Regions from separate parts of the Mus musculus genome. Here region 2 is linked to region 1. The links are chromatin loops, found by intact Hi-C in ENCODE. Cell type or tissue: gastrocnemius. All regions are shown on one strand. Each heading gives the region's core, and the rest is flanking DNA. Links, peaks and the distances in the headings are about the cores only.

Region 1 (15,852 bases), core at 2,795-10,794:
ATCCCCATTCTTAAGCTTTCCCGCTGGGCAGGTATTAACTCTAAATGTGGTCCAGTTTCAGACATGGCCTTTCAGATGAAACCTCTGTAGTCAGTTATGCATCGCAGAAGCTGATCTGCTGAGGCTCAGCCTCCCGCCCTGCCAACCGCTGTATCTTCTTCCCTGGCTTCTTGGAGAGATGTCTTCTACTGGCTAAGCAGACAGGGTCATGCAGGCACATGTTGGGCACTCACATGTTCTGACATCTCTCCCCTCCCCTTTCCTTCGGCCGATGGCCCCAGTTAATGATCAAGCTCCTTCTTTCTTTGCATTCCGTTTTGATGGGAGGAAGGAGGAGGAAAAAGCAGGAAACTCTGGGGAGTCAGTGCTGCGATCCACAGCCACACCAACAGCCATGGCACACACAGGCGCAGCCAAAGTCACATGCGTTGTTACTTCCTCCTGCCTGGAGATGAGCCTCCTGGCTCCAGGACAGATGGTAAAAATCCAGCTTTGGATACTCGACAGCTGAATGGCTTAATTCTTGCATTGTCTAAAATGTTTTGTTTTCAGGAACAAGTCTGAAAAACCAGCTAATTGATTTAAAACAACAATAGCAATAAACAAAAACCCAATCCCTTTACCTGACTGCACTAATCAGGTTATCAGCTATCTGACAAAATGAAAAAGAGCCATAATTTTTAAAGTACCTATAAAATTTGATTGTGTTGCTATGCCACAACAGGTACAGTTCTTGCCCTCTGCCTTATTAGAAGAATGGCTTTACAGTTAGATGATTCCATGTCTCCTGACTACATTTGGCATGTCTACATGCTTTTGGTTTTGTTTCAATACAGAGTCTCACTCAGGAGCCCAGGCTGACCTAGAACTCACTATAGAGCCCAGGCTATAATCCCTAACAGTAATCCTTCTACCTCAGCCTCCAAAGTGCTGGAATTACAAGCATGTGCCACTATACTCAGCTAAATGCATTTAAAAATTTTAAAATGTACAAGATGTCAGAGTTCATTGGCATCTAGTGGGTAGGGATTGGGATGCTAGTAATGATAGTACCTGTGGCAGCCTCCCCCAACAAAGAACAGATGCATCCAAAGGGCCAACAGAGCCACCTGTAAAATGCATTGCATTAAGAGAGCAGAGTGACATGTGGCTCTCAGCCAAGAGGAGCTGTTGGTCTTGACCTCGAGGGTCTTTTCGATCTTGACCACTGGTTAGTTTCTTAGGCAGGGCAGACAAAAAGCTGAGTACAAAGAAGCCCAGACTACTGCCTCGCCTCAAACTTGTCCTGATGTCCATGCCTGACCCATAGCCAAATGACAGATTCCATATGACACAAAAATGTCAAGAAAAGGGAATACAAGAGAAAGGAGAGACAGATAATTTTCTTAAAATGATTCATATAAACATACACACAAATATGTACACAAGTATCACCATGTTTTGTTTCAGAATCAGTATCTACTTTTTTTTTTTTTTTTAAGGAATGAAAGTAGATGAGAGTCTATTTGGGAAGAGGGACCAGTGGGAGGATAAAGAGAGAGACTGTTGGTAAAAATGTGTGAATATGTACAGTGTATACATGTATGCAGGTGTCATGGTGAAATCCACTGTTTTGTGCAGTTATTGTCTACAAAAAAATCTACTATTTCATATATACAAACCCATTTCAAAAGTCCAGTGAAAATTGGTTTCAAGAACATACAACTAAGCAGAGGCAGAGAAGCGGGGATGTAATTTCCCAAATCCAGGCCTTTCCCAGATCTTTTGTTACCGTTTTCGGCTGGGGTTGGAGGGAGAAACATAAGCTCGGTGATTAAAGCTCTCAAGGGTAGTTCCATGGATTACTACTGGCTGCAGTGGTGTGACCAAAAGCCAGTGTCACTCATAGTTTTGCATTAATATTGATGATCTTTACCCATCTGAATGGATGGCTATCAACAGGTTTATTTTACTCAAAGAAATAAGGCAGTCCTCAGCACATTTTCTATGTACCACCAGCGAGTGTTTACATCTTACAAACAGTTTGCATCTGCTTGGGAGTATTTCATACTCGGGGGCAAAAATTCAAAATGCTTGTTTCATTCCAAAACGATTTCTTCTCTTCAGCCTACAGGTAAAACATACGCACATGTGAGACTTGTACACTAGCCATATATAGAGCGAAACGAGAGCCCAAAACATTAAAATCCAGCCTTCAATGGTGGAGGTGATTTTTCTTCTACACACTACAATAATCAACCTGTCACATCCATCACCCTTCAGATGCCACAGACTATGACTCTGCTACTATTTTATGTGCTCTTAAGGAAGAAAAATATCTTATAGAAGTACACAATGTGATCCCTTGTAAGACACACTGCGGTTCCAGAGAATTGTGAGGGCTGGGGCCAGGGTCGGGGCTAGGGCCAGGGCTGGGGCTGGGGCTGGGACTGGGGCTGGGGAGGTGGCTGAGTAGTTAAAGTGCCTGCCATACAAGCATGAGGACTGGATCCTTAGCATCCACATAAAAGCCTGAGTGAGCATGGCAGCCATCTGTAATCCCAGTGCTTAGGCACAGGCAAGGAATCCCAGGACAAGCTGGCAAGCAAACTCTTGGTTCCAATGAGAGAACCTGCTTCGGGAAATAAAGTGAAGAATGATCGAGGTTAGACAGCTGACACCCACCTCTGGCCTCTCCATGCACATGTATGTGGCTACACATGAGGACACACACACCAGACAGACATACACATGAAAAGAAAGTGAAGCATTATATGTGAATAATGATACATAAAAGTACTCTCATTGGGCCTGCATTGGACATTTGACATCTGAGCAGTCCGGAAAATGTTTTCTTACGTTGCTTGAAGTAGAATTAAATAAGAAGCTTACTAATCTCATGCCCTGGGCCCCATTTTTGGGTTCAGTGAACTGGGATTTTTGGCAGAGGGGCCCAGAAATTTGTACTTTTGGTCAACACGGTCAAAGGCTATATTTGACTGATACTGTTATGAATTAGAACAGAGGCTTCCAGCCCCTCCCCCTTACCATCAGCAATGCTACAACCACAGACCTTTGGTCACAAGTATCTGAGGATGCTTGGCCCAATATTGTAGCATCAAAATTCAGGATGGGGGGAAAAATCTATTAATTGGTTCATGGAAACCATCATTCACTGGGGATGTAGAGTATGCCAGGCAACACGCTATCTACATATGAGTGCATAAGGGAAGCAACAGAAAATGTTCAAATCCACACTTCAGCTCAGCTCCCAGCAAAGCCACCCACCAGGAGACATGTTCCGGCACACGGCATTGGATTTACAATCTGGTATCCAGGGCTCCAAATAAAAACATACTTATCTTTGTAGCCGAGAGGCACAACTACATTTAAGGTTTTTAAAAAATTAGCTGTAGAGAATGAAAGGAAGGCTGTTGGCTTGAAATGTTTATCTGCAAAAAGACCCGGGGCTGGGGTGTGTGTCGGGTGTTCGGTAGAAGACCTTAATTATAGAACTAGTCTAACCAGAAGGGACAGGTTCAGGGTCTCCTGGCAAGTGTGTGCTCATCTGCTGGGAGCAGATGTTGGCTGGTGTGCTTCGGAGCATCAGAGCTGCAGAGGACATAGGCTGAAGTGTCCTAGGTGCTTTGGGCATGGTAAGAGCTTTGGAGAGGGTACAAGGGGTAGGTTAACTGAGCACTTTGGCTAAGTGGGAGCCACGCCAAGGAAGCTTCTGGGTTTTATTCTTTTATTGTATCTTATTGTATTACATTATATTAATTATATTATATTGTATCATAAAGCCTGGGCCACCTTAAAATTCCTTATGCAGTCAAAGACGACCTTGAACTCTTGCTCCTCCTGCTTGTGCCTCCTAAATTCTGGGATAATAAGCAACATCCACAGCATCCAGTTTATGCTGTGCTGCAGAAAGAACCCACAGCTTCCTGCATGGTAGGCAAGCACTCTGCCAGCTGAGCCACATCCCCAGCCAGAGAGTTCCTGACTTATTTGATTTTTTTTTTCCCCAGCTGACATCCAGGCCCAACCTCAGCAAACACAGTTCTCACGTGTCCACAGTCCTGACCAAACTAAAAGTCTTGGCAGCAAAAGGCTGAGCAGGAAAGCAGCAGCCATGACTTCGTGCTCACTGGTGATGACATTAACATCTGCTTCTTCCTCTTTGGTGGGTTTGCCCTGTAGCTCTCACCCAAGGCTCTCTGTGACCCCCACAGGCTAGGATGACCCTCACTTTGTCTCCCCGTCCCACTGAGTACCTTGCTTACCCCAATATTCCTCTATCAACAGACCCTCTATCTCCACAGCTTGACCCCAGTCAGGCCCAGTGTGTGGGCTCAAGTCAGTTCTAGTTCTTTCTACCATACTGGCACATATCTAACAATGAAATTAAAATAGGGCTGATCAGAGATATCATGAAAGAGGTAAATCTAGAGGTTCCCTTCCCCAAAATAGTTTCTTTTAAAAAATATTATTTTTAGTTATGTATATCTATGTGCAGTGGGTAAATGAGGCAGCCAGAGGCATTGTGAACCCCCTGAAGCAGGTGCTGAAAGAACAGTCCAAATTCTTAACTGTGGAGCCATCTCACTAGCCTCTAATTTCTTCTTAAATAGTATTTTTTATGGCTAGGTATGGTGACATGTGCTTTTAAAACCAGCACTCAGGAGTCAGCGGCTGGTGGAGCTCATTGAATTTAAGGCTAGCCTGGTCTAGATAGTGAGTCCTAGGCTAGCCAGAGGTATGTAGTGCGACACTATCTTAAATTTTAAAAAAAATGTATTCTTTGAGAACTTCATACATACATATATATATATAATATATATAATTGTGTATAATATATAATTATGTATATTATATACATATAATTTGATCATATTCATTCCTTCCCCTACCCTAACTCCTTCTAGATTTCCTCTACCCTCATGCCCCTCCCCCACGTCATGACTTTTTCACTAGTATTTTTTATTTATTGAGAATACAATACATGTAAGTAATAATTTTCATGATATCCCACTCTTCTCTAACTCCTTCTAGATCCTACCCCATGTTCTTCTCCCAACTTCATGTGCTCTCATTCTTTTTCAAGTATGTTAGTGTGCAATCAGTGTTGCCCATACACACATGGGCCTGGGGACATCCACCTAAGCATAGCCCAGCTGCCAGCGATCACATCCCTCAAGAAGACAGACTTCCCCTCTCCTAGCAGCCACCACTCTCAATAGCTCCTCCGTTAGGGGTGGAAGGCCATGGACCGCCCCCACTCACCAGAGCATAGAGTTGCAGACTAGGAAGTCATCAGATGAGCTATCAGAACTTTTTAAAAGTAGATACTGATCCTTAGCTTCTTGATGGTCTAAAATTCATGGAAGCAACCTTGAAACTTAGATTATATTGAATCTTTGCTCACTTGAGATAGGACCTGAAAGGCTGAGGAGAGGAGAAGGATTTTTTGTGGTGTTTAAGACAGCACATAGCTGTAATCTGAAGTGTCCAAGCTGAGGAGAATGTGCAGATTCAATTTTATTTTATTATTTTAGTGAGACATTGTCTTATTTATGCTGCCCAGCCTGCTCTTGAATTTCTTTTTTTTTTTTTTTAGATTTATTTATTTATTTATTATATGTAAGTACACTGTAGCTGTCTTCAGACGCACCAGAAGAGAGCATCAGATCTCATTACGGGTGGTTGTGAGCCACCATGTGGTTGCTGGGATTTGAACTTCGGACCTTCAGAAGAGCAGTCGGGTGCTCTTACCCACTGAGCCATCTCACCAGCCCTGCTCTTGAATTTCTAAGTTCCAACAGTCTTCCTGCCTCAGCCTTCTGAGAATCTGAGACTATAGATGAATCAGATATAGATATATACCTATCCCTAGACTCAACTTGTTCATCCCAGGAAGCCAACGGAAGGGGATCAACACTTCCCTGTTAGCCGCTTGGGACGGTGAACCTTCACTGACAGCTTGACTAGATTAGAATCATCTGGAAGACTACTGGTAAGAGCGGGCTTTGATTGTGTTTGTGACTGCGTTTCCAAAGAAGACCCACCCTTAGAATGTAGCATCTCAGGTCAGCATCCTCCTCTCTCTGCTTCCCAGATGTGAACTGTGCAATTCCCCTGTCTTCTTGGTGCAGACGAACAGAACCCTTTCCTCTTTTGAAGCAGTCCTGCCAGGTATTTGGTCACAGCCACACAGAATCCATGAGCACTATGTTCCACCCGAGCAGGGTCATGATCTCCCTCTTAGACTTTCATGAGCGGTGCCTGAGAGCTTCTGGCATAGACACTGCCAAAGTCATCCGTCAGTGAGTGGGAGGGAGGGAGGAAAAGAGGTAAGAGAATTGAGATGGTAGAGCCAACATCATGTGGCTTCCTTTCTGAACCTTAATAACCCTGAGTTGCCTGCAGGCTCAGAAAGCCCACATGCAATAGTAGGTATAGGGATTTCTCTGGTGCCAGGAAAATGCAGTAAGACACGACTTTTACAAGGTAGGCTATGAATTAATGCCCTGCAGCGACCAAACAGGCTTTTAACATCTCCAAAGTTGGCAGCCAGATGCCCAAACGCTGGCTTAGTGCCTTCCAACAATGCACAACAGATAGGACCATGCACTTGAGGATGAAATCATCTTCCAGGAGAAAGAATAGCAGAGGAGCCGGGTTTTTGTGATTAGTAGGAAGAGGGCAATTCCATCTGTATTTTCATTGCCACAACAGGCCTCACTTTAATGGACACTAGAGGTTTTCCACATGTTCGGCACATTTTTTAGAATGTTTTAAAAGGGGATCACGTTTGTTAGGCCACCTCAGTGACTGAAAGAACTAACCTCCCCTTGCTGGGGTGAGATTTGTCCTGTGGGGTTATCAAAAAGATCAGAAACTACAGCTTCGCGTTGGGTTTCTGCTCTAAGGAAGCAGTTTGGAGTGTCTTGTTATGCTTTACCCTTCAAAGTTTCAAAGGAAATGCCTGACATCAAAATTCAAAAATAAATGTAAAAAAATGATGCTGGCAGACAAAAAGAAAAAAAAAAAAAAGAAAAAAAAGAAAGAAAAAGAAAAAACCCAAAGGGATCAGCATTCTACATCAGTTTCCTGATCATAAAACTTTATAAAAACAACCCACCCCACCCCATTAGGAAAAAAAAAAATCGCACAACAATAGCTCATATTCTTTCCTAAATGCTTGCCTCATGCCAGCCCGAAAGGAGGTGCCATCACGTTTCCTGAATCATGAGGTCCAAACACCACATCCCTTTCCTCCCTCTCTCATCTCCACCCATTTGGCATCATTCCTGAACTTCGCCTCTTCTCCATGAGTGGAGAGGAGCCAACTTTCTCCTTCTACCTGGCCCGAGGACGTCAGGCATCCATACCAGCCAGCAACGGGAGTAACTGAGGTTTCCTTCCCTAACCCCAGCCTTACATCCTGAAGGAATATTTAACAGAGAAGGTTAAATTACAAAGTCACAAACTAAGAACATGAAGTCTGCTCCAGAGTCTGCAGGAGGATTATAAAGAGGTTTGCTTGGTGAGGGGACATTGCGAAGACTAAAGTGTTTTCCTTCTACCTTGGCTCTATAGCAACATTTGCTCCCACCCGAACCCCACCCCCACCCTCTTTGCAGTGCTGAGGATAAAATCCAGAGCTAGGTGAGCGCTTTAATACAGAGACACTTGCCAAGGCCTATATCAAAACTTTCTTTGTAGAATTTTCAACACACGTCCCTTCAGTTCCTAGTACAAGCAAACGAAGCATACAAGCCCACAGATGAGAAAAGCCTGGGCTCAAACACTGAGTCTTTAACTTGACGTCTCTAGGATTTTGGACAGTTTAATCCAGAATGTCAAACTAGAGTCTGATCATCTGTAAAATTGGAATAAGCCTTATTTTATCTTTTTCTGTGTGAGTGAATGTGTGTGTGTGTGTGTGTGTGTGTGTGTGTGTGTGTGTGCGCGCGCGTGCATATGCAAACTCATGCATGCAAGTGTGCACACATAACACTAGTGTATGTAAAGGAATTAATATGAGTCAGTTCTTTCCTTCTACCATCTTAGTGCTTGAGGATAAAAATCAGACCATCTGGCTTGGTGGCAGGTGCCTTTACCCACTGAGCCATCTTGCTGGCCCCAGTTTCAAGGTTCTAATAAGATAAAAAACAAAACAAAACAAAAACACATGAAGGATTTGATGAGATGCTACATATATATCCATATCCTAGACACACAGTCAGAATGATCAACAATACATCCCACTCCATTTTCTCAACTAATTGGAGGGGGAAGGATAGGTTTAGGCACCGGTCCATCCTTCTTTGTTTTAAAGGGATTCATTCTTTAGCTCCATAATCTCAAATGCCTACTTGAACGCTGGACAATGGAGACAGCAGCATAGTAAATGAGACTGACACAAACTAGAAGACAAAGAGCCTGTGCCAGCCAATCATCATTGCCATCTGACTAGATTAAGAATTACCAGTCAGGCGTGGTGGTGCATGCCTTTAATCCCAGCACTCGGGAGGCAGAGGCAGGCAGATTTCTGAGTTCGAGGCCGGCCTGGTCTACAAAGTGAATTCCAGGACAGCCAGGGCTATACAGAGAAACCCTGTCTCGAAAAACTAAACAAACCAACCAAAAAAAAAAAAAAAAATTACCTAAGAGTTGGATGAAGTTACTTCCAGAGAGAATTAGCTGAGGGGAGGCATCCTATGAAGAAAGAGGGTAGCACCATCTGTCATCCGATGGGCTAGGGGCCCAGGCAGAATCAAAGGAAAGAGAGGAGAAAGTTGGAGGGGTGTGGGACCTCCCAGTTCCCCTGTTCCCACCATGGGGAACCACCATACCCTCCCCACCAAAATGGACCGAGCCCTCTGAAACCAGGAGCTGAAATAAAGCCTCCCTGCCCGTTGCTCTCTTGGCTATCTTGGTTATAGCAGCGAAAAGCTAACTAACATACAGAGCTAACTCCTGGCTCTACTATTCAATTTGCTAGGTGACCTTGGGTAAGCCACCCCTCCCAAGGTATAGCGTCTTGAATGCTATGGTAAAGAGATTTAGAGAGAAATGCTTACAATTGTGTAAATAAAACCACCAAGGTGAAAGTATATATGGGGAATTATCTCTACTCCACTTTTACTTCAGGAAGTCTTCAGATAACAATGTCACTGTCAACCGCTGACGGCAGTACCTTTGCCTAGAAGCAGCACATTTGACATAGGCAGTCCATAGTTTGGCTTAGTTCAATATAGCAATATTTCATAAGAGTTCATCAGCAAATGAAGTACAGCATTCTTGTAGTCGGGAAATGTATATACAGATTGTCCTAGTTTGCTGTCTGTTGGAGTGATGAATACCATGACCAAAAGCAATTTATGGAGGAAAGGGCTTATTTCATACAGCTTACAGTCCATCATGAAGAGAAGCCAGGGCAGAAACCTGGAGGCAGGAACAGAAGCAGAGTTCATGGAAGAACACTGTTTGCTGGCTTGCTCAGCCTGCTTTCTTACACAGTCTACTCAGGGATGGGACTGCCCACAGTGGGCTGGGATCTCCCACATCTCATTAATCAAGAAAATGCCCTACAGAATTGCCTACAAGCCAATCTGGTGGGAGGAGACATTTTCTCAACTGAAGTTCACTTTTCCTAATGACTCTAGCTTGGGTCAAGTTGACACAAAACCAACCAGCACACAGATATCAAGGCCTGTCGTAGCACATAGCTACTAAAACAAGAGGTTCAAACAGAGAGAAGATCTGCAGGGAGAAAAATGGAAAACGATGGTGAAAAATGGAGACAGACACTATGAGTGGGATAAAGCTGGCCTAAAATAGACCACTGTCACTTAAAAATAAGTCCTTGGCTGCATAGTGTCAGCGTTATCTGTGCAACAGCATTGGCTCCCTCCCTGTCTTCTTCCTTCAGGCCTGATTCAGCTGTGACAGCTAGCTCCTTCAGTGGACCTATTGCCTCACAAGTTTTTCTCCAGTCATAACTTTCTTTCTGCCTTTAAGGGCGTGAAGGACCCTGGTTAGCTCTCTGCTGCATGGAACATGTGTCCTGGCTATGAGGCCAGGTACTACAGGCTCTGGTGTAACCCAGAACTTCACTTCCAGCCCAAAACTCTGACACTGGTGTTATATACTTAGGCTTATGTGTGTGCAGCTGTGTATACATGTGTGCATGAACACTTGGAGGCCAGAGGACACCCTCTCTGTTTTTTGAAACAGGGTCTGTCACCTGCTTGGAGCCTGCCTATTAGGTTAGGTTGGATGGTTGGAAAGCTTGGGGATCCTCCAATCTCTGCCTCCCAAGGCCCTTGGATTAGAAGCACACGCTACTATACACATGCTACTATACCCAGCCTTTTAACACTGGGAACTGAACTCAGGTTGGCATACCTGTGGAGCAAAACCTTTACAAACAGAGCTATCCTCCAATCACACTTCTAAATAGTCTCTATAAACAAATTAAACCAGGATTTCTCAATAAATCCTAACATTTTTAACATTTTTCCCCTATAGACCGTAGCTCTCCAGAGGCAAGTCATTCTCTCTTGCTCAAGGTTGGCAAAGGAACACAATGGTTGGTGCCAACACCCGACCAGGGAGGGGTCTGTGTCAGGTGCCAGTCTTCCATTTTGTATCGAGTACTTCGCATAGCCCTCACGTCAATTCCAGGAGCATCTAGTGTGAGAAGGCAGAGACAATTCAAGCAACTTGTGCAAAGTCACATAGTTGAAAAGTGGCAGGGACAGGGTTCAAATTCAAGTACTTTATCCACCAAAGCTAGAAGTTCCAACTATGGAGGGGACATCAATAAGTTGCAGGGCAACTTGATGCTACAAGTAGAGATTCCAAGGTCAAAGACCTGTGCAAAATGATTGAAATGGCATCAGACAAGAGTTGGGAGCCCAAGGCTCAAATGTTAATTCTATATTCCCATGCTGACTTTGGTTGGTCCTGGTTCTCTGTTCACTAGTTCTCTGGATGGTCAGTCTCAGGATTAGATGGACATACAAGTCCTCATCAGTTGGACAGAAAGGCCAGGGTCAGTCTGTGCCATGCCTCATCCTGAGCACACAGATGCCTTCTACAACCCATCACAAAAATATATCCATCCATCAAGCTAGTTAATCAGACAGTGGGAGCCTCAGTTTCCCCTGCTGTGATTATAATATAATTACCCTGACTTCAAAGAGTGGAGGTAAAAATTAGAGAGGGACTGGGTTGAGGAGCTGACACACAGGGCTAATTCCATACACAGCAGTGGGCTTATTAGACTAGCATAGGACAGAAAGGGAACATCCAGAGAAGAGAAAAAAATTCCATCAGAGCTGGGAACCAAAAGCTATCAGACACTGAAACTGTGACACATAGGTACTGCTAAGAGCATGTCTGACCCAACTCCCAACTCCACAGTTTCATACTGAATTCTTGTTCATAAAAAAGGAGGAATGCACCAGGTTTGAGTTAACTGTGTATAGAAGAAAAGTCACCATCGTGATTTACAGCGTTCACATATTCCAGGTAATAATGGTAGGTGCCATTTGTTCTATGCCAGACCTAGGATAAGCAAAGCCTACCTTGTTCTTTTGAGAACTAAACTGTCCTATGTAGCTGGTCTCAAACTTGCAAACCTTCTTTTTGCCTCAGCCACCTTGGTGCTGAAATTACAGATATGCACACCACACCTAATGCCAGCCCTATCTTATAGACAGAAGTACAGAGGCCAGAAGAGTTGAACTCATTCAAAGCCACAGAGCAATCAAGTAGCCGTACCAGAACTCTGTCTCCAATGCTGATGGTCTTATTCTTGTAGCCAGAAGGCAGCTGTGCCTACTTCTACTACTAGCTTTATAGAAAGGGCCACAAAATCCCCATTTACCCCCAGACTCTGGCAGCTATGGACAAATCGTTTTAATTTCCTGGGCCCTGTTGTGATCAAACAGAATGTACTGGATTAGAGTTTTTCAATCCAAGTCTTGTGGACCATTAATCACATTTTATATCCAGGAGGTAAGAACAAAAGGAGGAATGAGGATCACGAGGAAGGGGGAGAGAGCTGAACGCATTCATTAGCAAGTAGACACAGTAGGATCTCAGTTCATTCCATCATTTCATTGAGAATTCTAAAATCCTGTTGGGTTTATATGACAGGGAAAGGGAAGGGAGGGGAGGGAGGAAGAAGTGTGTGTGTGAGAGAGAGAGACAGAGAGAGACAGATAGACAGACAGACAGACAGACAGACAGAGAACTAGTTAAGGAAGTCATGAAGTGGCTTGAGGGGTTTGTTGTGAAGTTGTGTGCAAAGCAGCCAAAATGGACATACTTATCTTGGAGCTTATTTGGGATGCTCTGGGGTGGGGAGTAGGGGAAGATAATGGGGAAGGAAGCATACTCTTTCCTCTAGGAATGATCAATATCACATACAACAAGCACTCACGAGTTGCTTCGAGAACTGAATTCAAAGGAAAACAGACCTGAGTATAATCGGCAGATGCTGGGCTGCGGCTGAAGCTCTATGGATATGCCAAGAATGTTAGCTATTTCTTTTGTCCTCAGCCACCTACTCTGCCACAAGGCATTTTCTGCCTTCAGACCCATTCTCTGTCTGTGAACAGCGTCTCTCTTCTAGTGGGATAACCACAGGTAAAGCTCCCCCTCTCCTGTGACCCACACGCTTGGCGTCTGAACAAAGGTGAGCTGTGGCAGCTGAAGAATTCTTGTTTTCATCAGTACCTGTGCCCAGGGTCATGACAAATATTGTTTTATGAGTTTCTAGCTTAGTCCTTAGAGCTCAAAGGATAAAGTGTTTCCACAAGAAAGAAAACAGAGAGACGATAACACCACGCGCGAGCATACACACACACACACATTTCTGAATCTTTGAACATATGAGTATTGCATACAGAAAGCACTCAATGCGTGCCAATAAAGTTGAATTTAAAGACAAGCAAGGAGAGAGGGGTCTGATGAGAGACAGGAAGACAAAATCCCTGCCTGTTTAAATCTTTTCTTCTCAGGGAAGAGCAACATCCTCAGCCTTGCCAGCCAGCCTCCACCGGGAAACAGAGGCCACAATGACCAAGAGCAATTCGTCCCAAACTTCTATTTTGAAAGCAGGACCTAAGACTAGCCCAGGACTTCTGACCCCCGGCTGAGGAGTACCATGAACTCAGGCTGCTGAATGAGCCACACGGTCAGGACCGCAAAAAACATTGCCACAGAAGAGAAGTTCAATAATCATCTCTTGAATGTAAGAACAACAGAAGGAGGTCTCAGCAGACACGTCCAAGGGGATGTCAACACAACCAGGACTCACTGGCTGACGTTTTAAGAGTTCCTGGGCTAGGAAGGGACATAGCTTAGTTCTAGAACCCAAACTCAGCATGTGAAAGGATATTAGAGCCAGAAGGGGGAAAACAAACAAAAACTGTTCGTATACCTTTGAACTCAGACCCAGGAGAGTCCATTTGTCAGGCTTCTCTGTGTTTTAAAAGCACACACTGGTCAAATCTCAGACTAAGTTTTTCTTCTAAGAAGTCTCTTCAGATCAGCTGTGCCCAAGGACGTGGTGCCCTTGTTTGAATCCTAACAAAGCTCACTGCCACCACTTAACTAATCATATTCTGCCAGGTGGCATCTCTCAAAGTCATTTGTCACCCTGGTTCTGTAGGAGGCAAGAGAGGTGTTTTCAGTTTTGAATGAGCAGTTTACTGAGTTCATAGCAAGCAAAAAGTAGACGATTACATAGTGAGTATAAGGTAGCAAGGAGCAGCAGATAGACGCCCACAAGGTGATGCTCATGCAGTCTGGTGCTCAAAGTGCACAACTTTAGAAACAGACTGGGGACACCGCCCCTGGGGAAGACAGCTAGCGTCCCAGCTAGAGGGTCTTCTCCATGGATGAGCTTCCAGCTTCTCACCCCCACCGCAGGCCTTTTTATTATGAGATAAGCAATAGTAACCCCCACTGGACGTGGGTTGCCTTCTAGCTGTTGTCAAGGACACAACAACTTCTTGCTCTTAGCTGCCTGTTCTCCTTGTTACAATTAGGGGGCCAGCATACTTCAGCATACTTCAGGAAAGGAGAATTTGTTTTGGTCATGGGGTGGGGGGTTTCCTCCCAAAGTCTACTCTCACCAAGCTTAACCAACACACAATGGTGTATCACTATAATGATTGTGACGATCCTGCAGCCATGCAACCTTTCAGGTCGTTTCTCCACTTGAATCTGTAGAAAGTGCTCTCAGGGAAGTAGCCCACCAAAGGGACTTCTGCATCAAGGACTGATTGTAGTCGGATCACTTGTAGACCAACACCATTCTTTAACCCTGCATTTAACAGACAATAACTATCCTGCCAGGAACAGCAGTCATGTTGGAATCTAAGACTCCTTGAGGGTCTACTAAGAAGAAGGACCGCCCCTCCAAACACTTCATGCTAAAATGAGGAAATAATTACCATTTTAAAAGAAAGGGGGCCTGAAGAAAAGTGTTCAGTCTGTCTATGAGAAAACCCCAAGCCCAACACAGAACCCATTCTATAAGACAACCCAGAAAACCCGTGGTGAGCAAGGATGGAAAAGATTTCAGGACAGCAACATAAAGAAATGGCTGGGCTCTGGTGGGACCCAACCTCTCAGATTCGTTCCTTCATACTGCTTAATAGGAAGCACTACGTCAACTGTGGGGACAGTGTGTGAAGTCATATGAAGGAGGACTTTCCTCTTGGTCCGTATGATCAGGCAGGGCAGCTTGTGTGAGGATATAAAAGGCCCTCGTGAGGTTGGGGTGTATACCACGTGGCCCAGTGAAGGAAGTGGCATGCCACAAGGGTTTACTCTGAAATTCCTCAAAGCAAAGTGTGGGAGGAGGCCCGTGATTATGGCAGCTGGTTGGTGGACGAGTAGGCTGCTAATTACACTATTCTCACTACTATTCTAACGTGAGCAGATCACAGGGTCATATTTAATGCACTAAATTACCCAACTTAGAAAACGACAACTTCTGGCCAGACCTGGTGAGGCTACTTTGAAGGCAGTACACTTACAATCGTGAAAAACAGCCAGTGGGAACTGCTATGACATCAAGAGGCATCAATCTACTTCAATTTAAGTACACAAATATCTTGACCCTGAGTTACAGTTGTGAATTTATCACAAAAACTAGTCCAAAGGATGAAAAGATTATCATAGAGATAAATTCAAAATAACAGACTGGCTTTAAGTACAGGACATACACTATACTTCAAGAACTGTATCAAATGTTTCTATCCATTATTTTCCTCTAAATAACACTTTGAGGAAAGTATTATTGTTCCCAAGGCAGGGATGAAGAAAGCAAGTCTCCAAGATTGTACATCTAGGAAGATGCAGAACAGGAAATCCAGGTTGGGATGGCTTCAGACTCCTGTGACAATGGCCCTGAAATCCCACTGGAAGGTGATGGGGCCATTTACTTAAATGACAGGACATCCACTGGGTGAATTCTGTGAGACCATTCACAAGGGCACTTATGACACCAAGTGATATGGGGAAATGCAAAGGTTTAATATAAACCAAAAATGGAGAGTGTGCCCAAGAACACACATGAATATATAAGACTTTACAGGGGAGAAATAGAGGGATTGCTGCATGTGAGAAGAAACATCTTCCAACTATAGATGTGTGGGTGTGTTGTTTTATAATTCAAAATGCAAAGGGAGCTAGGTGTGGTGGCCCATGCTGGTAAGCAGGAGGTTGAATTCAAGCCAGGCTGGAATCCACAGTAAGACACTGAAACAACAAAAATACTAACAAAGCAGGAAGGATGGTAACTGGGAGGAAGCAGCCATTTTGGTAGCGATGTCTTCGTGA
Region 2 (15,852 bases), core at 4,726-12,725, 61 kb before region 1:
ATGGCACGAAAATTGTCAAGAAAAACGTCAAACCTGAGCTGGGTGTGGTGGCACATACCCATAATCCTAGCATTTGGGAGGTTGGGGCTGAGGGGTTGTGCATGGCCGTGAGTTTAAAGCCAGCCTAAATCGATAGTTTTATACTAGCCCGAGCCTGTGTTAGATATACAAACAAAAACAAATAGGCAAACAAACAAATAGGCACACAAACACACAACCAAATGGACCTTAAGCTACTTTATATAAACACTTGTTTTATAGGTTAGGAATCTGTGACATAGCAGGTCTGAAACCCAAGACTGCTGGGCCCCAAGTACAAGGAACCTACTGACCCGACCCTAGTGTTCCGGAGATTGACACAGGAAGAAGGAAAGAAACAGACAGAAAGACAGGCAGACTCACAGCTTCTTCCAGGTGCTGCTGGTCTGGGTTATCATTTGGTGTATGCCTCAGGATTTCTCGAAGGAGCAGAGGATACTTCACTAGCCGGCTCCGGGGAATATCAAGGAAATTCCAGAGATCGAGTTTGCGACTGAAGGGTGATTCTAAACAGCGCTGGAGGAAGTCCTGCACTCTGTGGTCCTGCTTTTTGTGGTCCAGCAGGGCTTTGGCGGCGACTTGATTGCTGCAGTAGCTGTCGTAGGAGCTGAGACAGGGCAGCTGGGAAGGAAACATAAAGAGAAGGCAGGGTGTCAATGTCATTGCTTTAAGGGCCAAGTCGGCATCACTCAGGCATGAATAGACATCAAACTGGTCTCCAGACCCAGCCACTGTCCTTTTATCTGTAAAGGTGGAAGAAAATAACTAGTAGGCGCTTCAACATGACAGGCAAGACACAAAAAGGTCCTCTTATTAGTTGTGCATTCACTTTTTAGAGATCCCTATCAGAACTTGCTAGCTTTTTCTGGCAATTTAAACTAGAAACAAAAGAATCAGTACTGCAGATGCATACAGACCAGTGTGTGTGTGTGTGTGTGTGTGTGTGTGTGTGTGTGTATGTATGTGTACGTGTGTGGCACGCGTGTGCCTGCACACATACTCACATTAGTGTTGGGTATTGAACCCAAGACCTCATGCATGTTTGATATTCTACCTCTGAGCTCCACGCCAGTCTCTGAATTTTCCTAACCCTTTCCAGGTCCTCAGTAAGGCGGAGAAGCTAGCCATTTACTTCATGTTATGTGTACTTTTTGGTGTTCATGTGGGTTTGGAGAACAAGAGACAACTTTGGCTGTCATTCCTTGGGTGCCATGCACCTTGTTCTTAAATTTTGTGTGAGCTCTATGTGCCTCCATGTATAGATGATGATGATGATGACAATGAGACGATGATGGGGGAGGGATATGTACAGAACTCATGTGGAAACCAGAGGGCAGCCCTAGGTATTAGCTCTCATCTTAGACAGGGTCTCTTTGTTGATTGCTGCTGATCTGAATACTCCAGGCTCACTGCTCTGCAAGCTTCTGGGATCCTAACCTCTGTCCCTCCTCTCACTGTGGAAGCACTGGGATTATGGACACCTGAGACTGTGCCTGGCTTTACACAGATTCTGGGAATTCAAGCCCATATCCTCATACTGACACACAAGCACTCTGCCTACTAACCCGTCTCCTCAGATCCCTTTTCATTTTTAAATTTTGATTTAATTTTAATTCTTTTTGTTTGTTTTTGTGTATGTATGTGCATGGCTTTGCTTGTCTCTCTGTGGATCATGTGTGTGCAGGTACCCATGGATGCCAGAAGAGGGTGTCAGAACCCCCAGAACAGGATAGTTCCATGCGCTTGTGTGCCATCCTATGGGGCTTCTGGAGACTCAACTGTGGCCCTCTGGAAGAGTAACAAGTACTCTTAATGGCTGAGCCACTTCCCCAGCCCACCACCTTTTATCTTGTAAAGCAAGATTCATTTGAAGAGTCTCTTAAAGAGACTTATCTATAAGACTCGGTGGCATACACAGAAAGCAAGGGTCAAACTCACAGCCTAGGCCTTATGTGGCTCAGTGCAGGCTTTTCCACACTTAAGAGCCAATGATTCCAGGTGGCCCAACCATCAGGGGCCTCAAGAAGTTCAAGCAATAGTATGATTTAAAGAAAATAGTTGTAGGAATTGTTTATTAAAAATCTTCTAAGGGAGCTCTGACAGGCCGGGAAAGGTTTTTGGCCCTGCCTTCTGGATCACATCACACAATCACGCAAGAATAGTTTCTTTTGGTTTGTTTGCTTGTTTGTTTTTTTGAGACAGGGTTTCTCTGTATAGCCCTGGCTGTCCTGGAACTCACTTTGTAGACCAGGCTGGCCCCAAACTCAGAAATCCGCCTGCCTCTGCTTCCTGAGTGCTGGGATTAAAGGTGAGTGCCACCACGCCCAGCATGCAAGAATAGTTTCAGTTTAAAGACTGGAACGCTCTAACTGCACTGCCTTCATTCCAGTAAAACGATAATTTCCCCAACATGCCCATCAGTCACATTGTGTAAATACCACATCAGAGACTCAGGCAAAGAACTTCTCATCCCCCTCTACTCCTCCCTCTTAACAGCTCCTTCCCCTGACATGCTGGTGCAAAGCTGCCCATGGCAGTAACGTGCAGCCCGTGGCCTGGCTGCACACCCACAGCAGTAACGTGCAGCCAGTGGAAGCCAATGAAGACCCCGCGCTCACCACAACACTCTCTTTGTAGCATTCAATGGGAGACAGTGACAAAGGTCTCTTTTGTTTTTTCATCCTCAGGATTTTACATTGTACCATTAAACAATACAATCTGTATTCTGGATGAACAAATATAGGTTCATGGATGATAGGAGCAGAAAATGGTTAGCTGTGTGGGATCAATGCTCTCCCAAAGAGAATATCAGAATCAAAACCACATAAGAATAAATAAGTTGATTAGATAAATAAATAAACACACAAAGCAAACAAAATGCTGAGCACGGTGCCTCGAACATATAATCTTAGCACCCAGGAAGCTGAGGCAGGAACTGACGAGAGTTCAAGACCAGCCTGGGCTACACAATCTGATCCTGTCTCAAAAGACAAACAAGAAAGGGGGCATAAAATAGGCACTTACTGCCAAGCCCAGGTTTGATCCCCTGGACCTAGACAGTGAGAAGAAACAAACTCTCATGAGCTAAGCTGAGTTCCACATGCAAGAGAGCAGCTCCTCCAAGGTGTCCTCTTGAATACCCACATGCATGCACAACCACACAACACACACAACACAAACGCATATAAAAACAACAACAAAACCGCAAAGGAACAAAGTCAACAGACATACAAGTGGCGGCAGCATTTGAAGGTTTGAAATATTCTGCCACTGTTTTTATGCTTCTTATTGAAATTATTTCCTTATCACAGGGTAGAAAACGTCTCCAGAGAAGCAGTATTTAAAAGAGTCATTACTGACTTGGCTTCTTGGAAGTGTCTTCCTTCCTTCCACTTGATCGAACAAACACACACACAAAACAACCTTTCGGTTTGTGTTAAAACAGCTGCAGAAAATCCTCTCTTCAAGCTTATATTTTGAAGTAATGATAATTGGTACCCTGTCTCCGCCTCCCACCTCGTGATGCTTACAATTTAGATCTTCAGAATCAGTTCAAAACCACCTCAGGCCCTCTTAATTTCATTTCCACTTCCTCGCCTCTTTAAAGGCCTGGAAATGACCCGTGTTTATGAACTACCGAGGAACTCTGGCTGCCCCGTCCAATGGACCATTACTTTCTCTGATCTTGCTGCTAGCTACCATGGGAGCCAAGTTAAGCTCCGCTCCTTTGTTCACACCTGAAAGGGTGCTCATTTCCTGGGCATGACTCAGGATGTAGACAGATGCCCAAATATGTATGCAAGCTCTTTAAAAAGCAGGTAAAAGCTCAGCAGTTTAAAAAAGCAAAAACAAAACAAAACAGACTCTGGGAATCTAGCATCAGGTTAAAAAAAAAACCTTAGGTGTTTGTGGGTGACAATTCTGTACCACAGTTTCTTTCTCCACTTAAAAGATGCCATAATAAAAGCCTTTCCCCATTAATGGGATAAAGTGTATAAAATACACAGCCCACAGTTTACCCTCTGGGTAAGAAGCATTAAGTACTAGCTATTATTACAATCTATGGTTTTCTTGTTTGTTTTGTTGTTACATTGTTATTATTTAAGATAAGGTCTCACTCTGGAGCGTCTAATCTGGAATTAAAGCAAACAGATGTGCCATGGTCAGAAGATATCATTTTGCTGCCGGTTAACCCATCATCTGACTCTTCGATCCTTTCTTTTCCTTATATGATGTTCACTGACCGTCGAGTAGGTGAAATAGACTGGAATCTCTGGAAACAAGGTACCCCTTCCTGATCTTGAGCTTAGTATAAAGGCAGATGACCCTGAATGCTTGATCCCCCCTCCTAAGCTCTCCCATATACATTCTTTAAAAAAAAAAAAAAAGATTTATTATCTTAATTATGCATATGGGGGGAGGGGGGCTAAGTTCACATGAGTGCTGGTGCCCATGAGGCCAAGGCTCCCCCAATAAGTTCTTGATCATCTGTTTAAAGAGATGTTAAGTCATCTAGCCTTTAAGGGGAGGAGCTAACCAGAACAGGTTTCGGGTTACAGTTGAACAAGTTGGCCACTGCAGAGTTGGCCATCTGTACAAGATCTGCACAAGACTGTGCCCATCAACATTTCCTGGTGGATGGGGGTGGGGCCACGAGGCTCCACTCCTCCCTGAGGCCCTTTGGGCAGTTAGTAGTTGCTGGGGGAGGGATGTCACTTTCTTCAGTGGTAGAAGCCACTGGTGACTTGCTCACTCACTCTTGTGCAAACAACTATAATTAAATTCAACTATAATTAAATAAGAAAAGAAGAGGAGGAAAGGACTTGCTGGGAAGTGGAAAGGTGTCAATGGGAGAGGGGGGTGGGTCAAGGTGAGGAGCAGAAGGCAAAACCACTAAAATTCAGTGTAAGTATGAAACTGTCAAAGAATAAAAAATGTAAAAGACCCATATGTGTACACACACACACACACACACATATATATATGGTAAATATATGGAATATGTATGTGTGTGTATATACATATATATGTATACATGTATATGTATATATGGATAACACTTTTTTTCTGTTTTTCTTATTTTTTTTAGAAAGTCTATCATAAAAAAAATCATGAATGAATCTGGATTTTTACTTTCATGTACCCTGTCTCTCTCTCGTCAGAATTAAAAAGGAACCAGAACCTAAATTGGCAGGAGCACCCACTTTCTGCCTTGGAGAGCTTATAAATTATTTTATTCCTGAGGCCAGTCACTTGGGACATTGTTTCTTTGCGACATGGGATGCTTGCTCAAATAGGCTGACCTGCTTGAAGGGAACTCCTGGCATCTGTAACCAGGGCAGCTCCCCCAAGAAAACCAAGCCTTCCATTTAAAGTCTTCAAAGCACAAGTTATGGATTCTAACTAGTTATGGTCTCAGGCAAAGGCTGATACTGTCCTAGGGGGCAGTTCACTCATTCAAAAGTTTTTTTTTTTTTTTCCTTTGCAGGAAAATAACTCAATTTCCCATGGATTGAATGGACTCTGACTTTTCTCATTCAGTGTCCAGTAAGATGTTCATTTTGTTCTGTTAAAAAGGGTAGAACTCAAACAGATTAAAGAGGAAAAGCACTTAGCTGCACTTTGGTCATAAGTAAGGGCCATTTCTCATGAGATCTGTTAACAATGGGCCACTTGTTTCCTTTCAGGATGCTCTTCAAGCTTCCAGTCCCCATTTTAGGCCTGGAGGGTCCAGACAGCAACTGACTGGCATGGTCACACTTCCTCTGGATATGTACAGGACACAACTGCTAAAGCCTTTCCCAGACCAAACTAACCCCATAACACTAGAGACAAAAGTATATTTCAGGAAAAAAAGTGAGGCTAAATCTTCAAGCTTGAGGCTGAAACACTGTCACAATCTGCACACATTGCTTAAAGAGGCACCACCATTCTACATTACTGTGTCATAAAAAACAGAGCAGGAGCCCTGCTAACTCTGAAGGAAGTCCACAGTCTGAGGAAGTTTAAAAACACATTGAACCACTTCTGACTCCAGTTGACCCACTCTCTTTAGAGGAAGGTCTTTGTGGGTTGAAGAAGTTTAGAGCAATACCATGACTTAGAACGCAAAGTCAAAAGTTCGTGATGAATGATCTCTCCTGAAATATTAAAGCGTGTTTCATCTAAATTATTCAGCTGAGAACATTACTTGTCCCGCAGATATTCTTGAGATATTTCCGCCTTGGTACTAAAATTGACTTCTGAACTAAAGCCAAGTCATAGAACCCTTCGAAGGTTCCAGATCTTGGCAGTAACTGAGAGGCATCAGGTCAGACACCAATGTTAAGAATTTTGGGCACATTCATGTAATGTCAGTGAGAACCAGAAGGTTTTAGGAAGGTGAGGAACAAGTTTACCTGGAAAGAGAATACCAGTATATTAATAATACCTAAAACCCCTCTCTATCAGTACACTCCCTGCCCATTGTCCTGGAATACTAGCCCCATCAGAGGGATGGAGAGACCTAATTCTGCCTAGAAGAAGTCATTAAAGTTGTCTGCTTTCATTACCTGCTTCATAACAAATAAAAATATCTAGAATTGTGTAGGGCTGTGAAAGGCAGCCTGATTCCTGGTTGACTAAGGCTAGAAACACTGGTAACCCTAAAGGGGTGGTAGATATTTCCCTGTTCCCAGAGAATCAGGCTCCTGGCACAAGGCGGCAGGCCTCCACAGATTTGTGACCATCAGTCACATAAGGGCAAAGCCCCAAACCCCTCTACAGGTCACATAGCCTCAAGACAGATCTCCATTTTAATGAGGTACTTAGAGGCTTAGCCAATAAACTCTCCTTCCTAGACACTTCTCCCTGCAAAAGGTATTTAGCCTCAGGCCTGCCCTGAGAAGTAGGGTACAGTTTTACTCATCCACTTTCTGCCATGACAATAAATGCCTTAAAGCCATGGACTGCCTCTTTTCATTGGGATCTGCCATGGGGAACCCTGGAGGCCTTTGCCTACAGAGCAGCTGCCATCTAATCTCCTGAAGAGGTGACTCTGCACTCCCAGGCATGGCCACAACCAAGTCAAGCCCAAGCTCGGCCCCAGGCTAGATTCTGCCTGCGGGTCACCATTCTTTTCTCTGCTCTTCCAAGGCTCCCAGAGGTGTCTGGGTGTCTGAGAGCCTGAGAACCAGAAGGCCTCGGGCCGACTTGCAGGCCCGGGGACCCCTGGGCCAGCTCTGGCTGTCCTGAGCCTCAGACTGCATTCCCCAAGCCCAGGAGTGAAACACCCACCCAACAACAGTGTGGGGTAAGCACGGTCAAACTCCCATTTCCTGCCTCCCTGAGCAGCCTAGCCCTGTGGCAGAACAGATGCAGGACACCACTAACCCTACACAATTGGGATGGAGCATCCCTTACTCATGGAAGGGAAAAGACGGGATACAATAGGAGTGGTTGGGATGGTGACAAAATAGCATATGCTTCGTCTAAGCAAAAGACACAAAGGAACACCATTACACGCTCAACTGAACACAGATTCAGAAAGAGCCTGAATGTTATCTTATGAGCCCTAACCTAAGGTCACATCTTAGTTCCTTAAGAAAGGGATTGGTTATGCCAGATGTATAACCAGCAGTCACTTAGGACCAGGAATGTATGTCCTAACTACAAGCAACATGCACTCATTGGCATGCGTGTAAAACTACATTTAAACCATGGATCCCATCCCATCCCCACTCTTAGTACTGGGGATCAAACCCAAGGCCTTGCACCTTCGAAGCAAAAGCTATACCATCATAAATTATACCACAGTCAAGATTTCTTAAATCGGTTGAAAAGCTACTTTTATCGATGAATAAGAATGCCAAGCCAGGCCTGGTGTCATAGGCCTATAAATCCCAGCTACTTGGAAGGATGAGGCAGAGGCATCCCAAATTCAAGGCCTGACTGGACTACAAAGTGAGTTCAGGGATAGTGTGGGCGATTTAATAAGAACTTGCCTCAAAACAAGGGGATATGGAGATATAGCTCAGTGATTAGGTTCTTATATAGCATGCACTTAAAAAAAATTAAAATGTTGATTTTAAACTTAGAGTAGAAATGGTAATACTTTAATTGGCCTAGATCCAATATAATCCAGTGTCATTTTATTTTATGTGAAACTAAGAACAGTTTTGTGTGTTCTTTTCCTTTGTTTTGTTGGAAAAAGGCCATGTTGTCTTTCAATGAAATAAACCTGTAACAGGAAAAACTTGTTTCCATGCTTTGAAGACATAAACCCTCAATATGTTAAGAGTTTAACTTTTTATCTGCTATAATAACCAATCAAGTCTTTGCCAACAAAGAAAAATTCAAGGTAAAGTGAAATCTATCTTCAAACAAGACCAAAGAACATCTCTTACCCAGCCCACGAGGATGGGACCAACGTGCTCAGTCGAGCCATCGGGTTTCCGAACATCTCGAAGCTGACTGAGGAGCTCTGGCAAGAAATAAATGAAACGCTTATTTTGTTAGGCACTCAAAGATGAGCAGAGGTGGCAGAAGGTGCTGGGCTCCTCCCATGATTATATAGTCACAGATTTGCTATCAGAAAACGACAAGCCATGACTCATCGGGGACCAAAACCCTACCTTCATGGAGAGGAATTAGAGAGTCCAGGGTCCCAAAAATCTGATTCAGTTCCTGTTCCGTCATTATGGAGAGTTTCAGCATGGGGTCGTGGTAGGCCTGCGAAAGACGGGCAAGAGAAGGACAGAAATATTGAAATGCAGAGGAGCCCAGTTGCTGTGCAAATGTATAAAAAAAATAAAAATAAAAAAACTGGCTTCCTATAAGTTCTCCCACAATGCCATGCAAACAGCAGACAGGTGTGGTTGGAAAAATAGAGAATTGAGTTCTGCCGTCAGCCTTTTGTGACTACTGATAAGCCAAGGTAGTTTGTTGCCCGCCCCACCCCCACCCCCACCCCCCTTCTACACTTTAGTATATCCTACATCTAGGAAGAAGCAAAAATCCTGCTTGGAGAGCAGTTTTGATTTAAAGTTCCGAAAGTAAACATGATTGCACACTTTAGCACCCCCCCCATTTTATTTAAAATTAGCTAACAGCAGGCCTTTTCAAATATGTACATTTTTCAAAGAAAAGAAAAGTGGTTAGATCCTTCACTATTGGTGTTAAGCAGACAGAAAACTGTTTGCCAATCCTGGTTGGTTCAGGTCTCTAGAATGCACATCAAAGATGGGTGGCTATGGTGGCCCTTCTACAATCCCAGCACTTGGAAGGTGAACAGGTAAGAGAGTTGTAGCACAGGCTAGCCAACCAGACTAGTAGCCATATTGATGAGCTTTGGGTTTAGTCAAGAGAACCAATCTCAGTAAATATGGTGAAGACTCATGACGTTAGCCTCTGGCACCCACAAGCATAGATGTGACCATATACACATGAACACACACACACATACACATACATACATGTAGACTACACATAGACATATACCAAATAAGACAGGGATGTCGACTCTTTCCTTCAGGGAATTGTATAAAGCTAATTGAGTATAGGAGGAAGAGCTTCCTACTAGCAAAATGATGAACGGAGGACCCTAAGGTAAGAAGCATTCTTCCAATGTCATGATTCCCTCAAAAACATAACAAAAAAGCCGGAGCAGCCTGAATTGAGCTTTTAAAATAGGAAGGTCACTAGAATGGAGAGATTTGTTGTCAAGAATGTACATGACAGAAGGCAAGGGTTTCTACCCTCCTCCCATAGCTGCTGATTAACATATTTTCATCTAAATGTGATCCTCACTACTCAATAAATAACCCCCCCAAGCCCCTAACTCCATTTCCATATGAAAGACCCTAACTTATACAATACAAACCCTTGGCTTTCCCCATTTCCACGACTCAAATGTCTTTATCCTGATTTAGAGACCCATTTCTCTAAGTGATGGTGAACAAAGAGACTCTACGTGACACTCCTTGTTTGACATGTTTTGAAAGACAGGCACTTGACGTGTTGCCCAGGCTGGTCTCATACTCTAGGCCCTCCTCCTCAGCCTCCTGAGAAGCTCAAGAGAGACTTCTAGGACAATGAAATGCACACAAAATCAGGCCTCCATGAGCACTTTCAGATTTAAGACATGCAGAGGCATCCGGCAGGTGCCCAGTGTAGAGAGCTACTTGCCTTCTTGCTTTGAGCCATTTCCTTTGCTGCTGGGTTTGTGGTCTTTTCATTTTTTGGTGACTTGAGTTAGTCATAAAGAGGCTACTCAAAAGCATCATCTCAGGACTCTGAGATGACTCACAGGGCAGAGATAAACACGGAGCGACTCAAACAGCTATGGTGTCTTAGCTTACCTTTTTTGCTAATTTCAAGTCCTCTATCAAGTCTTCTTCACCTTGAGAAAGTTCAAAGATCGCCTGCAGGGAAAAAATAGACTGGCTTAGTTCTTTCATCTATGAGACCAAATTCAAAAAGTACCAACACTCAAAGCTCCAAATACCCTTAAGTTAGATGAGCCTGGGGGTAATACTCAGGGAAGTATATGTTGAGTGTGTGCAAACACCTGGGTTTAATACCCTGCAGATTAAGATTCTCCTCTTTCATATGGAAATGGAGTTAGGGGCTTGGGGGGGACTTATTTGTTGGTGGTGAGGATCTGAAGGAGGAAGAAGGAGGGTGAGAAGGATGGGGAGGAAGAGAAGAAGAAAGGAAGAAAGGAAGGAAAGAGTAGTTTAGTAGTAGTGTTGTAGTGGTAACGCAGTAGAAGTAGCAGCAGTAGTAGTCATAGGTAAATTAGCCTGAAGCAATGTTCTTGTAGCTAAAAGCTTCAAGGCAGAGCCTTGCCTGTGAGAGAATCGTGTATTTCTAACCTACACAGTCACCCGCGATGTTTCAGAACTCTGATGAAATCCAACACAAGGAACTGTGTCAAATGGACCTGGCAGTGTTATTAACCAGACCATCACACGCTGTTCTCTTTTACCCAAAGAAGGCAAGTCTCAGCAGAAAGCTATATTCCTATCATCTAGTTAAGACTGGGGTTATAGGAGGAATGCAACAGTTTATTACTGTAAATAGAATCTGGTGGGGTCAATCCACTCTCAAGTCCCAATAAGATTAGAGGGGCTGGCTCTTTGTGAGTGTGTAAATGGACCAGTTCTAATGTGGCTCCATTAGGCCACCATAATTTAAAGAGCTATGATGTGCAGAACACCCTCTCTCATCTGGGAATCTAAACACTGGGCAAACATTATGGTATTAAAGGACTACAAGTCTCTGATGATGATCCAGGAGCAACTGTACTGTTTCCAGCTGGAGAGGAGGAGTCAACAGCTTTCAGGCATGCCTGCCATCCTGAGGCTTAGGGACCAGAGGGCCACGAAATGGAACAGAGCAGGTGGGGCAAGATACTGGGCTGCAGGGACAACCTTCCCCAAGGCCCAGCAAAGCCTCATGTCATGGCTTACTGAAATAATCACTATCACATGAGAAGCTGCACAGACGTCCCGTGTACCCATCAGCTGGCTGTCTCCAACACTGGCATCTTATATGGATTTGCCTCTGGTTTCCTTAGCCGTTTGCTCATCAACTATACTGACCACTGGCCTCTCCACCAAGGGAGGAGAGCCATGGGATTCCACAGTGAAAAGAACTTTGGCTTTGAGGTAAGAGAAGAGCCAGGTTCAAATCCTGGCTGTGGCTTACCATTGTTCACCCTGACTTAATGTTTTCTCATCTGTCTTTTCTTTTTCTACACTGTCAGACTGTATGTGTTATATATGTGTTATCAACAACATTTTAAAAAATACAGAAAAACATAAGGGAATTTTAAATCACCCACAATAGCATCTTGTTTACTCTGAGAATATAGAAACTACAAACTCAATTTCTCCTTCCTTCTCTTCCTTGTCTTCTTTACCTTCTTCATCTCACTCTCCTCTCTCCACCCCCTAATTCTGTTTTTCCTCCTCCATTTTCACAACACAGGTCACTTCTACCACCCGCCATGAGTACTTTCCTCTGCACTGCAAACAATGAATTCTGCAGCAGGCACTAAGTAAGTATCTTCTAACTCAATTGTTTTTGGTTTTATTTTTTGAGATAAGGTTTCTCTGGGTAGCCCTGGCTGTCTTGAACTCACTCTGTGGACCTGGCTGGCCTCGAACTCAGAGATCTACCTGCCTCTGCCTCCCCAGTGCTGGGATAACAGGCACACCACCACCACCACCACCACCACCACCACCACCACCACCACCACCACCACCGCTGCCTGGCCATCAATTCTAATGCTACCTACCTGGAAACAGCATCTTGTTCCCTACATGAGGGCTCTGTGCCAAGACTCCTCACCCTAAGCTAGTCAAGACTTCAAATAGTTTGACCCATGACTCTCATCAACAGTTGGGAAGTCAAGAGTTCCCATGATCCCTCCCTCAGGCTTATTTGTCACAACTGCTCACAGAACCCAAGGCAACATTTACATTCACTGGTTTATAGGATATCATAAAGGATAAAAGCATCAGGTAAGTTAGGACAGGGGAAGTTATGGGTGCAACTTACACATTCCACACCCTCACTAGACCTACTGCACCCAGAACATCATATGCTTAGTTATTCAGCTCTGAAAACTTTGGCCTTTTGGGTTTCTATGGAGACCCAGACAGCATGATAGATGAAATCACTGGTCCTTGCTTATCACCAGTAACCATCAGCCTCTCTCCTTCCCCAGGGGTTAGCAGGGAGAGCCATATCTTAGTTTGGTTTCTGTTGCTGGGATAAACAAAGGCAGCCTGGGGAGGAAAGGGTTGATTTCCTCTTCCAACTCTCGGATCATAGTCCACCACGGAGAGAACTCAGGGCTCAATTCAAGGCAGAAACCCAGAGGCAGGAACTAGAAGAGAGGTCATAGAGCAGCAGTTCTCAACCTGTGGGCCGCAACCCCTTTTCGATCACATGTCAGATATCAACATTAGGATTCATAACATTAGCAAAATTACAGTTATGACGTAACAATGAAAACAAGTTATGGTTGAGGGTTACCACAACATGAGGAACTGGGTTAAAGGGTCGCAGCGTTAGGAAGGTTAAGAACCACTGTCATAGGAAAATGCTACTTACTGGCCTGTCAACCTGTTTTCTACTACTATAAAGGACCACCTGTGCAAGGCTGGTACTGCTCATGGTGGGCTGGGCCCTCCCAGACCAATCATTCATCAAGACAACACCCCACAGACTTGCCTGTTGCTAATCCGATGGAGGCATTTTTTTTTTCAATCAAGTTTCCATTTCCCAGATAAGCTAACTGTGCCAAGTTGACAAAAAACAAACAAAAAACTAGGACAGTGCGGAAGTCTGACTGCTGTTATCCCCCCTGGGTTTTACTAGAGGCTACCCACCCAGCCTGAAGCTTCCATCACTGACAGTCATCATGCAGCGTAGTCCCTTCTGCTTGAGGATATGAGACTCTGCATGCCCCACAGGTGAAGATCAAACCCACAGTCCTAATATCACATAAGATGTTGTCATGTTTCCACATGGGACTTTGGAGGGTGCCTGCATTACTTTAAAGGCTGTAGTCACTGTTTGATAGGCAATACATTTATATGGTACCCAACACAGACCGCACAGAATGGACACCCTGGAAAGAACCTGCACTCTCAGGCCCTTCTTCCAGGAACTTCAGGAAGAAACACTGTTGCCAATATTTTAGGCATCCTTCCAGAAATATTTTCATGCATGCACACAAATTCATTCATATATATATAATATGTATGTGTGTGTGTATGTGTGTGTGTACATACATACATACACACACACACATACATACACACAATCATTTTAGATATGTGGTAGCACTGTTTTGTGCCTTGCTTCATCTACTAAGTTACCCAAGCACGCACGCACGTACATACACACACAAACACACCATCTCAATCTCTACAGCCATATAGTACTTTGAGTATTTCAATAGCTCCTAGTACCCCTTTTGCCAGGGTCCTCAGGTAGTTTTAGAGAGAGAGAGAGAGAGAGAGAGAGAGAGACAGACAGACAGACAGACAGACAGATAGACAGACAGAGACAGAGAGAGAACCAGTATACTAGTGAATACCAATAATCCTAGCACACAGGAGGAAAAGCAAAGGGTTCTCTGCAAGTTTTGCAGCACCATGTATGAAGAAGCGAGCAAAGCTGTACTGACAAACCCTCTAGAGAAGGGGGTGCCATCACAGCCACTTAGAGATGGGGTTATAGAAAACTTATGGGCAAATTAACTGTCCTCCACAAGAAAGAAGTTTTCCTTTATAAAGGTGTACCAAAGTTCTAAAAGCCAAATATTTTTTAAAACTTCCTAAAAGTTACTAAAAATATAAATGACTGTAGCCATGCACGGTAGTCCATGCCTTTAATCCCCACTCTTGAGAGGCAGAGGCAGGCAGGCAGATCTCTGGGTTTGATGCCAACCTGGCTTATATAGTGAGTTTCCAGACAGCCAGAACTAAAGAGAGAGTTTGTCTCAAAAACAAACAAAAACCAACAAAAACAAAACAACAACAGCAAAAACCAAACCAAACAAACAAAAATAATAACAATAAAAGGTAAGAGATATAAATAAAATGAAGATGATTGTCTTTGTGAGTGGATGAATCCTAACCGGACACTTAGCTTCAATATTGCAACATCGCTTGCTTTTTTTACAACATTATCCCTCCCCACGAGACCTGGCTCTGAGCGCTGATAAACTGATTCTTGTCTGCAGGGAACCTTCTGATGGACAGACACACAGGCAGCTCCAGGGGTCCCGAGCTTACCTCCTGTCTCTTGATCTCCTTGGCCGTGAGCACCTGATTGACACACACATCGAAGGTCTCACTCCACAGTTTGCTGTCTCTCCGCTTTGTGCTTGAGGAGGTGGCATTTCTGGACCAAGCTCGGGGGGCAAGGATGTCGGGGCGGCTCTCGCTGCGGAAGCTGATGGACCGCTACACAACGACAAAAAGAAACCACCATAGGGTCAGCAGCAGGACTGGGTGGATCTGTTTTGAGCAACTTCCTGTTGCTGACAGACACAAATCATCTGTAAGAAAGGAAGGGCATGGCCAAAGCTTTTAAGGAGTGGGAACCCTCTGCCGCCCATGCACCTTTTCACATATCTCTCTGTGTGACCTGGACACTGAGTGAACTAAAGAACCATGGCAGGCCAGGCTCACACAAAAGGCAGCTCTCCAACACACACCCTTTGATGTTTATTCTTCAAAAGCACAACGGAAAACAGTGGTGGATAACCATACACAAAAACCCACTATCTCCTACAACAGGACCCCACTATCCCGGGTGCCCCTTGTATAGTCTGCGTTGGCTTCTCCAGGTCCAATCAAATGGAGAGTGCCACGATCCCCATTCAGGGATGAGAAAGAGCAGGAGTATTCCTCTGGTCCTGTGAGTTCAGAGATGACACACACAGAAGTTTCTTGTGGCCATTCTCCCTGATCACACAGAACAAATCTATTTACCACAGGTGAGAAGAAAGGGGCACACAAGATAAAGGCTGGAGAGAATTACTGAGTGAGGGAGGAAACTTAACCAAACCAAACCATCCTGGATCTCACCATGCCTGAAGCCATGGGCTAATACAATCTTCTGTCTCCAGTAGTTAGAGTTCTATCAACTCAAAATGTGGCACCAAAATGCATACTGAGACCAGATGGTGCCCACCCCCGACATGTTTTGTTCTTTTGCAGAGGCCCCAACTGTGTTCAGAGATCTGATTGCAGCCTGGCGTGGTAGCGCACGCCTTTAATCCCAGCACTTGGTAGGCAGAGGCAGGCGGAT

The links. Hi-C counts contacts between places; a loop is a spot of excess contacts. Peaks named below come from ENCODE experiments on the same cell type or tissue, not always from the same donor. Only the 100,000 strongest peaks of a DNase experiment are listed, where the experiment ranks them.
Region 2: a loop joins it to region 1, with 3 times the contacts of the local background. A loop is called at or near these places in 4 of 42 quality-filtered maps.

Annotation. Positions count from the first base shown.
Region 1 is chr14:27,316,274-27,332,125 of GRCm38, reverse strand. It overlaps a transcript of Arhgef3 not described here. Among named protein-coding and RNA genes, the nearest start is that of Arhgef3, 12 kb to the left of the region's middle. In gastrocnemius, for the core only: no CTCF peak of the experiment used is centred there; no DNase peak of the experiment used is centred there; H3K27ac peaks cover 1,935 bases.
Region 2 is chr14:27,378,741-27,394,592 of GRCm38, reverse strand. Arhgef3 (Rho guanine nucleotide exchange factor (GEF) 3) reads right to left here. Exons shown (of 10, transcript NM_001289687.1): 3 at 14,832-15,002; 4 at 10,377-10,439; 5 at 8,652-8,748; 6 at 8,424-8,500; 7 at 403-660. Gm52096 (a long non-coding RNA gene) reads left to right here and starts at 10,939. Exons shown (of 3, transcript XR_003951012.1): 1 at 10,939-11,687; 2 at 12,010-12,079; 3 at 14,780-14,864. It overlaps Gm34702 (a long non-coding RNA gene), which reads left to right. Exons shown (of 3, transcript XR_383310.4): 2 at 4,146-4,323; 3 at 5,727-8,440. In gastrocnemius, for the core only: no CTCF peak of the experiment used is centred there; no DNase peak of the experiment used is centred there; H3K27ac peaks cover 1,317 bases.